2 separate regions of the Homo sapiens genome follow, and region 2 is linked to region 1. Evidence: chromatin contacts called from ENCODE POLR2A ChIA-PET data. All regions are on one chromosome and are shown on one strand. The core of a region is the stretch at or near the end of the contact, and the rest is flanking DNA. Distances in the headings are between cores, read along the strand shown. Region 1 holds the start of TRIM65 (tripartite motif containing 65). Region 2 holds the start of LINC01993 (long intergenic non-protein coding RNA 1993).

Evidence for each region. ChIA-PET counts read pairs that join two places held with the same protein, here RNA polymerase II (POLR2A).
Region 2: POLR2A ChIA-PET joins it to region 1 with 14 read pairs in H1. The contact joins the promoter of LINC01993 here to the promoter of TRIM65 in region 1. POLR2A ChIA-PET finds 5 or more read pairs at or near these places in 2 of 52 experiments (H1 and Panc1).

What each region holds. Positions count from the first base shown.
Region 1 is chr17:75,894,944-75,900,776 of GRCh38, forward strand. It overlaps TRIM65 (tripartite motif containing 65), which reads right to left and starts at 2,008. Exons shown (of 6, transcript NM_173547.4): 1 at 1,581-2,008. The coding sequence starts at 1,994. MRPL38 (mitochondrial ribosomal protein L38) reads right to left here. Exons shown (of 9, transcript NM_032478.4): 7 at 4,573-4,731; 8 at 4,215-4,351; 9 at 3,701-4,043. The coding sequence ends at 3,907. RefSeq lists silencers at 1,278-1,847, 1,878-2,357 and enhancers at 1,725-2,434, 2,435-3,142.
Region 2 is chr17:78,274,629-78,280,392 of GRCh38, forward strand. LINC01993 (long intergenic non-protein coding RNA 1993) reads right to left here and starts at 3,864. Exons shown (of 7, transcript NR_073178.1): 1 at 3,816-3,864. RefSeq lists enhancers at 1,619-1,888, 2,119-2,168, 2,730-3,563, 3,564-4,397.

The DNA of each region.
Region 1 (5,833 bases), core at 758-3,257:
AGAAGAGCTCCAGCAGCTGCCCGGGGCGGGGTCAGCGCGCGGCAGGGCTGGGGCCAGGGTCCCAGGTGCCACAGGCCCGTCCCCTGGTTTGTCCCACTGGCCACTGTGACCTCTATATGTCCAAGGCCAAACTCTGCCCTCCACCTACGCCTCTCAGGACATAGCACCCCAGCCACCTGCGTGCTCAAGACAGAAACCCAGGTGTCTCCCTTGCCGCCCTCTCTGCTGTCCCCCGTGTCCCCTCTGGCCTGCTTTCGCCTCCACAAGGTACCACTTCCCCTCAGCGTTTCTCATCTCCTCCTCCATCTTGGTCTCCCTTCCCTGATCCCCAGCTGGTTCTTTGCCTCCCTGCACTCCTACCCGATTCGGGTCTTACATCCTGCCCCCTTCAGCCCCCAGCCAGGTGATCAGTCTCCATGAAGCCCAAATCTGATCATGTGCCAACCTGCTTCCAAGCCTATAATGGCCCCCATGACCCTACAGTAAGAGCCAGACTCCCCCAGGACCCTGCCCGATCCTGCCCCTGCTGACCCCCAGGGCCTGGCCCACAGATCTCAGTGGCACAAATCTGCCACTAGGGACCCCGCGTGCCCAGTTCTTTCCCATCCCAGAGACGGGACCAGGCTGATTCCTCTGCCTAGAATGCTCTTCCCCAGGTCTTTCTCCTGGCTTGCGCTTCCTCAATCCTCACATGCCAGCCTGAAGGCGGCCTCCCCTTCCTCCTCCTGGCCCGTTTAGCAGGGTCACCCCAACCCCTCTATCACATGCCATGTGCTTTCCTCACTGCATTTTGTAATAATACATTCACGCCTTACTGGAACACTGACTTCTTAAGTGGATTCTAAGTCTCTTAAGGGCAGGGAGCTCGTCTGATCCATTTACCAACAGCCCCCATAGCCCCCTCGCCCTCCACAACCCCGCACAGCGAATGAAAGGAGGCTCTCGGAGCGCAGGAGACACACGACGGTTCTCTAGCGCTTGGGCACGGAGCAGGGAGCTGCTGCCTCACGCCCAGGCTTTGTTCATCCAGAGGGCACCGAGCAGCTTCTGAGACCCACCCTGTGTCACTGGCCGGGCTGCATATCCCAGTCTGATGCACAGACCCACGATTTTTTGTTTGTTTATTTTCTGAGACGGAGTCTCGCTCTGTCGCCCAGACTGGAGTGCAGTGGCACGATCTCGGCTTACTGCAAGCTCCACTTCCCGGGTTCACGCCATTCTCCTGCCTCAGCCTCCCGAGTAGATGGGACTACAGGCGCCCGCCACCACGCCCGGCTAACTTTTTGTATTTTTAGTAGAGACCGGGTTTCACCGTGTTAGCCAGGATGGTCTCGATCTCCTGACCTCGTGATCCGCCCGCCTCGGCCTCCCAAAGTGCTGGGATTACAGTCGTGAGCCACTGCGCCTGGCAGACCCACGACTTTTATAATCAGCTCCCAGGTTGGGAGAAGCCCCTTACAGATGAGGCTCCCCGCCCCCGCCGGGTGCCCGAGAGAGCAGGGCGCGGCCCGCAGGAGTCACCCGGCGGTGGCCAGGCTGCGGCGGGTCCGGACCCCTCCCGCTCCCGGCGGATGCGTCACCTCGCGCTTGAGGCGCTCGGCATCCAGCAGCGCCCGCTCGTGGAGGCGACACTCGCGCACGGTGCACACGCTGCACACACAGCGGCCCTCGGTCCGGCAGAAGAGCTCCAGCGGCCGCCCGTGGCGGGGGCAGCGCGCGGCAGGGTCGGGGCCGGGGCCGGGATCGGGGCCGGGATCCCGGGCGGGCCCGGCGCGCACCACCTCCAGCACGCCGCTGAGGGCCACGTTGCGGCGCAGCTCGGCGCCGTCGGGAAAGGGCTCCCGGCACTCGGGGCACGCCTTTCCGCAGCGGTCCCACCAGTCCCGGATGCAGGCCCCGCAGAAGTTGTGGCCGCAGGGCAGCGTCACTGGGTCCTGGTAGAGCCCCAGGCAGATGGCGCAGGTCAGCTTCTCCTCCAGCAGCTGCGCGGCCATGGCCCGGCGGCGGCGAGAGCCAGGCGGGCCCCGGGCGTCTTAAAGGGACCGCGGGCCTCGCGCGCTGAGGGCGCCTGGGCGTGGCTAACGCGGGGCGGGGCGAGATCCGGGCGGGGCGGGGCGAGATCCGCGCCCGGGAAGGCGGAGGGGGGCGGCAGGCCCTTCTCTGACACCCTCGACGAGCGACCGCCGCAGGGGCCTAGGCCACCCCTGCCCACCTCGGCCTGGCCCGCTCGAAGGTTCCGCGTTCCCGCCTTGCGCCCCTCCCTCCGTTAGGGTCCACGCCACCCCGGCTGAGAGCTGAGTTCGGCTCTCTAGGGTCCCAGCCTGGCGGGTCCATCCCACCCCCCTGGGCCTTCAGCCCAGGTCCTGGAGACCAGAGGCTCGAAAACCCCGCCAGGACTCCGGGCTTCTGACCACGGGCCGCGCGGAACCTCTTCTGGACTCATCTGCCAGTCGCCTAACAGCATAGACCCCCACCCCCAACAATCCCCCGGGGCTTGGCGATGAAACGGGCTGGCGGGCTCCCTGCAGACCCGAGCACTGCTGCACTTTTTCCTGGAGCTGGGTTTCGGACACTTGCCAGACTGGGGTGTCTCCCTTCTCTGGGCTACACGTAATTTTGGTTCTTTTAAAGTAAACAGCGAGATGGAAATGTCTGGTCACCAAGAGACAGGGACCAGTTAACTGGTATTTTTCAAATGGCCCTGAATGAATACACAAACCAGCTTTCATCTGCAATCAGCATCCCCTCTTCCTGCTGCCCTCCGCTGGGGAGAGTTCCTTGCCTGGGGTCCAAGCTGATCTGCAGCCTCAGTATTTACAGGCACTCCAGCATTTCCCCTGAAGCTGAGCAGGCAAGGCGGGTCTGGGGCCTAGCGCCCACCTACCTGACAGTGTGTATCAGGCCAGGGGGAACCCCAGGAGAGTACGGCCTTTCTAACCAAGCTGGGCTGATGTTGAGGCGGCACGAGCTCTCACTGCTGCAGCAAGCACTGCGTCCTCTGTGCGGCCATAGACGAAGTTTCTTTCTGGACAAAGTGCACGGATCTACCCTCCACCTACTAGTTAGCCAGACTTCTGCTTTTGGTAAGGGAGAAACAAAACACCTAACCATCCAGCCGCAAGACTCCATGGGTTTTCTGACCCTGAGCAGGTCTCTTGAGACACGCTGTTGCCTACCTAATGTGGCTTCTCCTCCCAAGCATGGGGTGGGGGCTGGAGCCTGTGCAGAGGGTCAGTGCTCGGGCAGGCACTCTCTCTCCAGGGGCCGGTGGGACCCCCCTGAGGCACAGAGCCAGTGCTCAATAAATGCTCCTTCCTGAGCCCAGCTGCTCTGCTCCACTTTTTCGGGGAGCTGGGTTTCAGGAACCTGCTGGATTGGGATGTCTCCCTTCCCTGGGCCACACCTGTTTTTGGCCCACTGCCTGCTTTTGCTTCGGATCCCAGGGCCCCTGACACCCTCAGAAGACGGAGGTGAGGACGCACTTAGTGGGGTGGGAGGCAGCCCGTTTCCCACCCATGAAGCTCCATCGGGGTCCTCTGGCCCTGGAGCACCGACCCAGGCCAGCTATGGCAGAAATCCCTTTTTTTAAAAAATACAGGCAGGGTCTCATTATATTGCCAGCTGGTCTTGAACTCCTGGGCTCAAGCGACCCTCCCTTCTCAGCCTCCCAGTGTTGGAATTACAGGTGTGAGCCACCAAGCCCGGCAAGAAATCATGTTTATTCACATTCCCCACCCCACCACCTGAGAGTCACTTTCACTCCAAGCCCTGGGCCTGACGGGAGGGGGCCAAAGAGGGGGGCTGCCTAAGGCAGGGCCCAGACCCCACAGTGTGGGCCTCTGGAGCTGTGTCTTTACTCTTGCTGCCGATCAATCCCATGCTCTGAAATGCGCACACTCTGGCTCCTTAGTAGATGCCATAGGTGGGCTCATGACTGTCCCTGTACCGGTCCAGGTAGCGCAGGGGCTGCCGGTGGGGGAAGCGCTTCTGCTTGGGGTGGTAAGGGGGCGGCCGCACGAACTCAAACACCGGCTCCCGCATGTCTGCAAGAAGAGTGAGGGGTACGGGGTGGTCTGCTGGCCTGCGCCCCCTCAGGCTGAGGCCTGCCCACCAGGGACCTGCCGCAGCCTTCCCCTAACAAAGCTTCTCCCTGGCAGGGCAGGCGAGGCCTGGGAGCTCAGGCCCACCCAGTGCCCCAGCCCCATGGCCCTTACCCAGAAGCTGGTGGAAGATGTAGGTGACGGAGTCATCCCAGCGGCACTGGAAGAAGGACAAGCCGGCTGGAGTCATGGTTTCTTGGTGTTTCTTGTAGAAATCAAAAGTGCGGAAGGTCCGCTGGGCCAGCTGATAGCTATGAGAAGATAGAGAGCGTATGAGAGTGTGGAGTGGGGCACCAGAGCCCCTCACCCCGCCACCCCAACAGGTAACCCTGAGAGGCCCCTGGGAGTCTGCTAGCACCCTATCCTGCTCTTCTGCCAGTCTCAAGGCTGAGGTCAAGAGAGAACTGAGCAAGAGTGACCGTTCCAGGGGAGCTGGCCTGAGGCCGGGTTATGTGTGGGTGGTGTAGATTACCAGGGTGAGGGGCGTGCGTCCTCAGAGAAGTCAATCGGCTGGTCCTGCTTGAAGAGCAGGAAGGCAAGACGGTGGATGCCGGAGCCTCGGGCAGGGAAGGGGGGGAGGTAGGGACACGTCACCTGTCCTTCAGCCACCCGGTTACCCGGGATGTTGGTTCTGGGAGGAGGAAAGTCCCGGTTAATTACCACTCCAGGGAGGCAGCAGGAGTGTCCCCTCAGCTCCATGCACACCCTAGAGGCTGACATGACTCCCTGGGAGGACAGCTCTAAGCATCTCTCTCCTGGGACAGAGGAGGCAGCCAAGCTCTGTGAACGCCGGGACATGCTGCAAATACGGGAAGCGGGCTGGAGGAGCTCCGAGTGGGGGACAGGGCTCCAGAGAGCATCAGCTTGACAGCAAGGCCATGCAGCCGCTTCCAGGCCCCGGGAGCCGGTGGGTCCGCCACAGTCACTGAGGCTAGAAAGCCAGGCCACTTTTGGCTGCTTTTCCCTCTGCGTCCTGAAGTCTCCAGGACCTCGTCAGGGAGTGTGTGCCCAGCCTGGCACAGGGGCGGCCAACGCCTCAGGCACAAATCCCCAGAGGGTCCTGCCGCATAGGCTGGTAACAGTTGAATAAAAATGACGGAAACCAGCCTCCCAGTCACTGTCCCCAGTTAACCAGAAGGCTCAAAGTTGGGGTCACTGGCCTGACCTCTGCCCCCTGGCCTGGTGTTCAGAGCCAAAAGCTACCAAGATGGAAGGCCGCCCAGTCTGGGCCCAGGGAAGGAGCGCCCAGTGGTTCAAGGAGCACCTGGGGGACGCCACAGCTGCTAGGCCTCTCCCGCTCCTTCTCCCACGTGACTGTCACAGTCCACCTCACGCTGAGTAAGGCATGTGGTGCCATTATCCCAGTTTTACAGGTGAAGAAATGAGTTTAGAGACGAAGGGCCCAGGCATGGTGGCTCACGCTTATAATCCTAGCACTTTGGGAGGCGGAGGCGGGCAGATCGCTTGAGCTCAGGAGACCAGCCTGGGCAACATGGTGAAACCCTGTCTCTATAAAAAAATACAAAAATTAGCTGGGTGTAGTGGTTTGCACCTGTAGTCCCAGCTACTCAGGAGACTGAGGTGGGAAGAGCACCTGAGCCCAGGAGTTAGCGGCTGCAATTAGCCATGATTGCACCACTGTACTCCAGCCTGGGGGACAGAGTGAGACCCTGTCTCAAAAAAAAAAAAAAAAAAGAAAAGAAAAGATGAGGAGGCTTGTGGGGACTGACCGA
Region 2 (5,764 bases), core at 2,614-5,113, 2.4 Mb after region 1:
ACTCAGGTGATCTGCCCACCTCGGCCTCCTAAAGTGCTGGGATTATGGGCGTAAGCCACTGCACCAGGACCATGAAAATATTTTTTTAAAAATAGGCAGAAGGGGCCGGGCACGGTGGCTCACGCCTGTAATCCCAGCACTTTGGGAGGCAGAGGCAGGTAGATCACGAGGTCAGGAGATCGAGACCATCCTGGCTAACATGGTGAAACCCCATCTCTACTAAAAATACAAAAAAAATTAGCCGGGTTTGGTGGCGGGCGCCTGTAGTCCCAGCTACTCGAGAGGCTGAGGCAGGAGAATGGCGTGAACCCAGGAGGCAGAGCTTGCAGTGAGCCGAGATAGCGCCACTGCACTCCAGCCTGGGCGACAGAGCGAGACTCCATCTCAAAAAAATAAATAAGTAAAAATAAATAAAAATAGGCAGAAGGGTGTAATGAATCCCCATAGAACATCACCCAGATTCCACAATTATTATTATTTTCCCATATTTGTCTAACCTGTTTTTTTTCCCTTGGTAAAGTGTATTTTTTAAACTTTTTTTTCCCATATGTAAAACAAATAATTTATGTAAAGATATATGTATATATACACACATAACAAAATTTACCATTTTAACCATTTTCAAGTGTACAGTTCAGTGGCATTAAGTAATTACCACTGTTGCACAGTTGCTCTCCAGCTCCTGAACATTCTAATCTTCCCAAACTGAAACTGTCCCCATTAATTAACACTAGCTCCCCATTCCCCTGGACCCCAACCCCTGGCAACCACCATGCTATTTTCTGTCTCTATAAATCTAACAATCTCACATGAGTGGAATCACACGGTATGTGTCTTTGTGTGACTGGCTGATTTCATTTAGTGTGATGTCTTCAAGGTGCATCCACGTGATAGCATAGGTCAGAATTTCCTTCCTTTTTAAGGCTGAATAATATTCCACCGTATGGATAGACCATAGTTTGTTTATCCATTCATGCATCCATGGATACTAGGGTTGCTTCTATCTTCTGGCTATTGCAAATGAATAATGCTGCTATGAACGTGGGTGAACATATCTCTGAGTCTCTGCTTTTAATTCTTTTGGGGATAGATACAGGAGTGGAAGTGCTGGGTTATACGCTAATTCTATGTTTAATTTTTGGAGCATCTCACCACACTGTTTTCCACAGCAATTGTACCATTTTCCATTCCCACCAAAATTGAGTGCACAGGGCCAAGCGCTGTGGCTCACACCTGTAATCCCAGCACTTTGGGAGGCCATGGCGGGTGGATCACTTGAGGTCAGGAGTTTGAGACCGGCCTGGCCAACATGGTGAAACCCCGTCTCTACTAAAAATATAAAAATTAGTCGGGCCATGGTGAAGCATGCCTGTAATCCCAGCTACTCAGGAGGCTGAGGCACGAGAATCGCTTGAATCCAGGAGGTGGAGGTTGTGGTGGGCCGAGATAGTGCCACTGCACTCCAGCCTGGATGACAGTGAGACTCCACCTCAAAAAAAAAAATTGAGTGCACAGGATTCCAATTTCTCCACATCTTCACCAACACTTGTTATTTTCTGTTGTTTTTTTTTTAAAAAAAATAGTAGCCGTCCTAATAGGTATTGAGTGGCGTCGTCTTGTGGTTTTAGTTTGCATTTCAGGCTCCATTTGACTTCGGCTGGTTTGAGGTGAGTTTCTGTTTCTTGTAACTGGCGCTAGTTCAGGTAGGCTCAGCAGCTGCAGAACTCAAAGAGATATGTTCACCCGCGTTCATAGCAGCATTATTCATTTGCAATAGCCAAAAGATAGAAGCAACCCTAGTGTCCATGGATACATGAATGGATAAACAAACTATGGTCTATCCATACTGTGGAATATTATTCAGCCTTAACAAAGGAAGGAAATTCTGACCTATGCTATCATGTGGATGAACCTTGGAGACATCACACTAAGTGAAATCAGCCAGTCACACAAAGACACATACCAGCTCAGCAGCTGCAGCACGGTAGCCAACAATAGCAGCTGTGGCTTGTGGAGAAGTTTATTTCTCCTTCTGTAACAGCCCAGGGCGGGTGCACCCGGTCTATGCAGCCCTACTCCCTTAGGGGACCCAGGCGGATGCTGCTTTGCTACCTTGACGTGGAGTTTCTGAGCTCGCTCTGCCGGTTGCCACCTGGGTCCCCAGGTGGGAGGGTGGAGCACCTGCCAGGATTGATGGGCTAAGGGCGGAACTTTCCCCTTGCATTCCATCAGGGGTATTTATCTTTTTTTTTTTTTTTTTTTTTTTGAGATGGAGTCTTGCTCTGTCACCCAGGCTGGAGTGCAGTGGTGCGATCTCGGCTCACTGCAACCTCCGCCTCCCAGGTTCAAGCAATTCTCCTGCCTCAGCCTCCTGAGTAGCTGGGATTACAGGTGCCACCATGCCCAGCTAATTTTGTTATTTTTAGTAGAGACGGGGTTTTGCCATGTTGGCCAGGCTGGTCTCAAACTCCTGACCTCAGGTGATCCGCCCACCTCGGCCTCCCAAAGTGCTGGGATTACAGGAATGAGCCACCGCACCCGGTCTCAGTTGATATTTCTAAGAATCTGCATAGAATAGACCAGCCGACCCTGGATCCTATCAGAGGGTGGAGGCTGGGAGGAGGAAGAGGATCAGGAAAAATAACTAATGCGTACTAGACTTAGTACCTGCGTGCTGAAATAATCTGTACAACAAACCCCAATGTCACGGGCTTACCTATATAACAAACCTGCACGTGGACCCCTGAACTTAAAAGGTTTTTTTAAAAAAAGAGGGTCGGGTACAGTGGCTCACACCTGTAATCCCAGCACTTTGGGAGGCCAAGGTGGGTGGATCATCTGAGGTCAGGAGTTCCAGACCAGTCTGGCCAACATGGTGGAACCCTGTCGTCTCTACTAAAAATACAAAAATTAGCCGGGCATGGTGGTGGGCGTAATCCCATCTACTCGGGAGACTGAGGCAGGAGAATTGCTTGAACCTGGGAGGCGGAGGTTGCAGTCAGCCGAGATCACACCACTGCACTCCAGCCTGGGCGACAGGGCAAGACTCTGTCTCCAAAAAAAAAAAAAAAGGGGAAGCCTGTTGCCCAAAAGGGCTGCTGTGGTACCTAAAAATGTGGGCTTTCTCCTTCTGGGAGGGGGTAGGAAGAAGTCGCCCCCACTCTCCAGGCCCACGGCTGCCCCGCCCCTGCTCACCAGCCGGCTGGCTGTGGCAAAACTAAAGCCTGCCCCGTGCCCTGAGCCCGGCATGTTGTTCAGCCTCTCTGAAATGGTCTCCTTGGATCATGGGCAGAGATGGTACGATGGGATCCCACCCGAGGGGTCCCGGCCGGTGCTCACGGGGCTGGGACCAGCTGCTCTTACTCTGTTTTTCTACCTTTCTCAGCCACTTGGAGGAAGAGAGAATTTTGTTACCTTTTACAGGTAAGGACGCTGAGGTTCACAGGATAAGTCACTTCCAGCCAGGTGTGTGTGACCTCAGATCCATACTCAGAGGGAGGTGGGCTGGGCAGAGCCTCCCACCTGCTCCCCTGGAGGCCCATGAGTCTGGGCACTGGGGCCCCAATTCCTATAAACCGGGGTTGATTACGGAGGACTCCCCTCACCTGCAACCCCGCCTCCCACCACAGAGCCCAGGCAGCAGGGAAGCCTGGAGACAGGCGCAGAGCCTCTGGGCCTGGGTGCCTACCCCTGCCCACCCCCAGGGCCTCAGGCCACAGGAGACCACCTAAAGCAGGAGCCGGGAGTAGGGCCCAGGCTGGGCTGGCACAGCTGGGCCTGTGAGGGGTGGAGGGGCCGCTGGGGAAGGGACTTACCAGCAGCAGCTCTGCTGGGACCTGGGAGGCTCTCCTCATTTCCAGTAACAAGCGGGGGTGGGGGCAGTGGGAGGGAGGAGGCGGCTTTCCCCAGGTGCCAGCTGTGCTTGAAGACAGCCTGTCCCCTCTGCTGTCTCCTGTTCTCAGCTCCTTAATCCCCTCCCCGACCTCGTAGTTGACTCCTGGGCTGACTCCTCCCCTGGAAGGGAAAGAAGAGCCGGGCTCACCCACACCCAACAGGTGCAGCAGCTGCTTGAGGTCACAGTTGCTGAGAAGGGAAGCTGAGGCCAGTGGCAGCTCCAGCCAGGGTTGGTGCAGCCTGCTGAGGGGTCGAGGTCACCCAATCACCCACCCAGCTCCACCTGCCCCCACCCCTCCCACCCAGCCTGGCCACCAGCCCAGACACCTTCCTCACATGGCCTGAAGACCCCTGCTGACCTGTGGCACCATGTGGCCCAGCAGGGTGGCCAGGCTGGCCGGGGTCATGGGGTGGGGGACGCTGCTCCCCACCTGCCCTGGGGTGGTCGGTGCTGTTGGGGAGGCCACTCTCTAGGGGCATCTGCCAGGTAGGCAGACCAGAAACTTACCCCGAGTTCTGTGACCCGCTCCGGGGAGCGGGGCATCTCATGTCCTCTCAGCCACGTCTGAAAGCTGGGACATGGCAGAGTGGGCAGGGCTGCCCTCTGAGCTGACCCCCTTCCCCTCCTCCCCATCTTGTCTCTCCTCAGATCTAGGGCTCACTCTGAGGCGTGGGTGACACTTGCCCCCCAACCCCAGCCTCTTCAGTGCAGGGAGGCAGGGCCTGAACTTCGGAGGGCCTTGGGGCAGGTTCCTGGGGCTTGCAGTGAGGCCTCCCCTTTCCCAGGGAGAGGAAGGGAGAAGCCGCGTCTGGCGAGGGAAGCCTGTACCCTCACCCTCACTGTGTCCAGATCTGCACCCCTAACCTGGCCTGGGGAGACTGGCACCAGGTGGAGCTGGTCCCCAAGGAGCCCCAAACCCCAGAACATCTGCTGCAGGGGTCAGCTCTCAGGGGGCCCCAGGGCCAGTCCTCTCTGCACCCCACCTTCCCTGCTCAATGTGGCTTGTAGGAGGTTATGCAAAGCATTATGCAAAGCACATGCAAATGAGACCCAACCACAACTGGTCACTCTCTCCAGGCAAGACCACTGAAGCCCTCTGGTCATCAGCAGGAATGCAGGGGCGCCTATGGCAGGCCGGACTCCAGGTCAGGCCTTGGGGCAGTGAGGAAGAAGGTGCATGCCAGGTAAGCTATAGTCAAAAGGGAGGGACACACACCACCAGGCGAATGAATGAAGCAAATCAATGGCACTCCTCCCTGCCCCAGAATTCAAAATGACAGACCGGTGCAGACAGATGCATGTGTGTTCTGAGAGGTGGTTGTGTACAAGCAAGCTCACTCCTTCAGTCTCCCATTCATTCACTTATTCTGCAAACTCGGTGTCTATTATGAGCCTGGGCTGTTCCAGGGGCTGGGGATATCCCAGCAGATGAAAATGCCTGCTTTGCAGGGCTCCAGTAGGGAGAGAAAGATACAGGTGACAAGTCAGGATGAGCAAGGAGGACACACCGGTGTATGTTCCAGAAACCATAAGGAGGCTGGAGCCAGGCACAGGGAGCCCTGGGCCTTGGGAAGAGTATGGTCTGTGCAGGGGCCATGTAGTGGGAGGGGGCCCTGCAACATCAACCCAGGTGCCCTGGGGAGGTTGTGGTGGAAACAGGCAGAGCACGGAGGGAACCAAGTTCCCCGGGCAGGAGATGCCAGGGGCTGCGGCCAGGGGTGGCAGTGGAAGGGCTGAGAAGTGGTCGGATTCTGGGTTAGGAAGAGAAAGCTGCCCTTTGCCCTCTGAAGCTTCGCCGAAAAATCAGCGGACAAAAGGCAGATTCATAGGAGAAAAGGCTCACAAAATTTACTGTAACTGCATAGCACA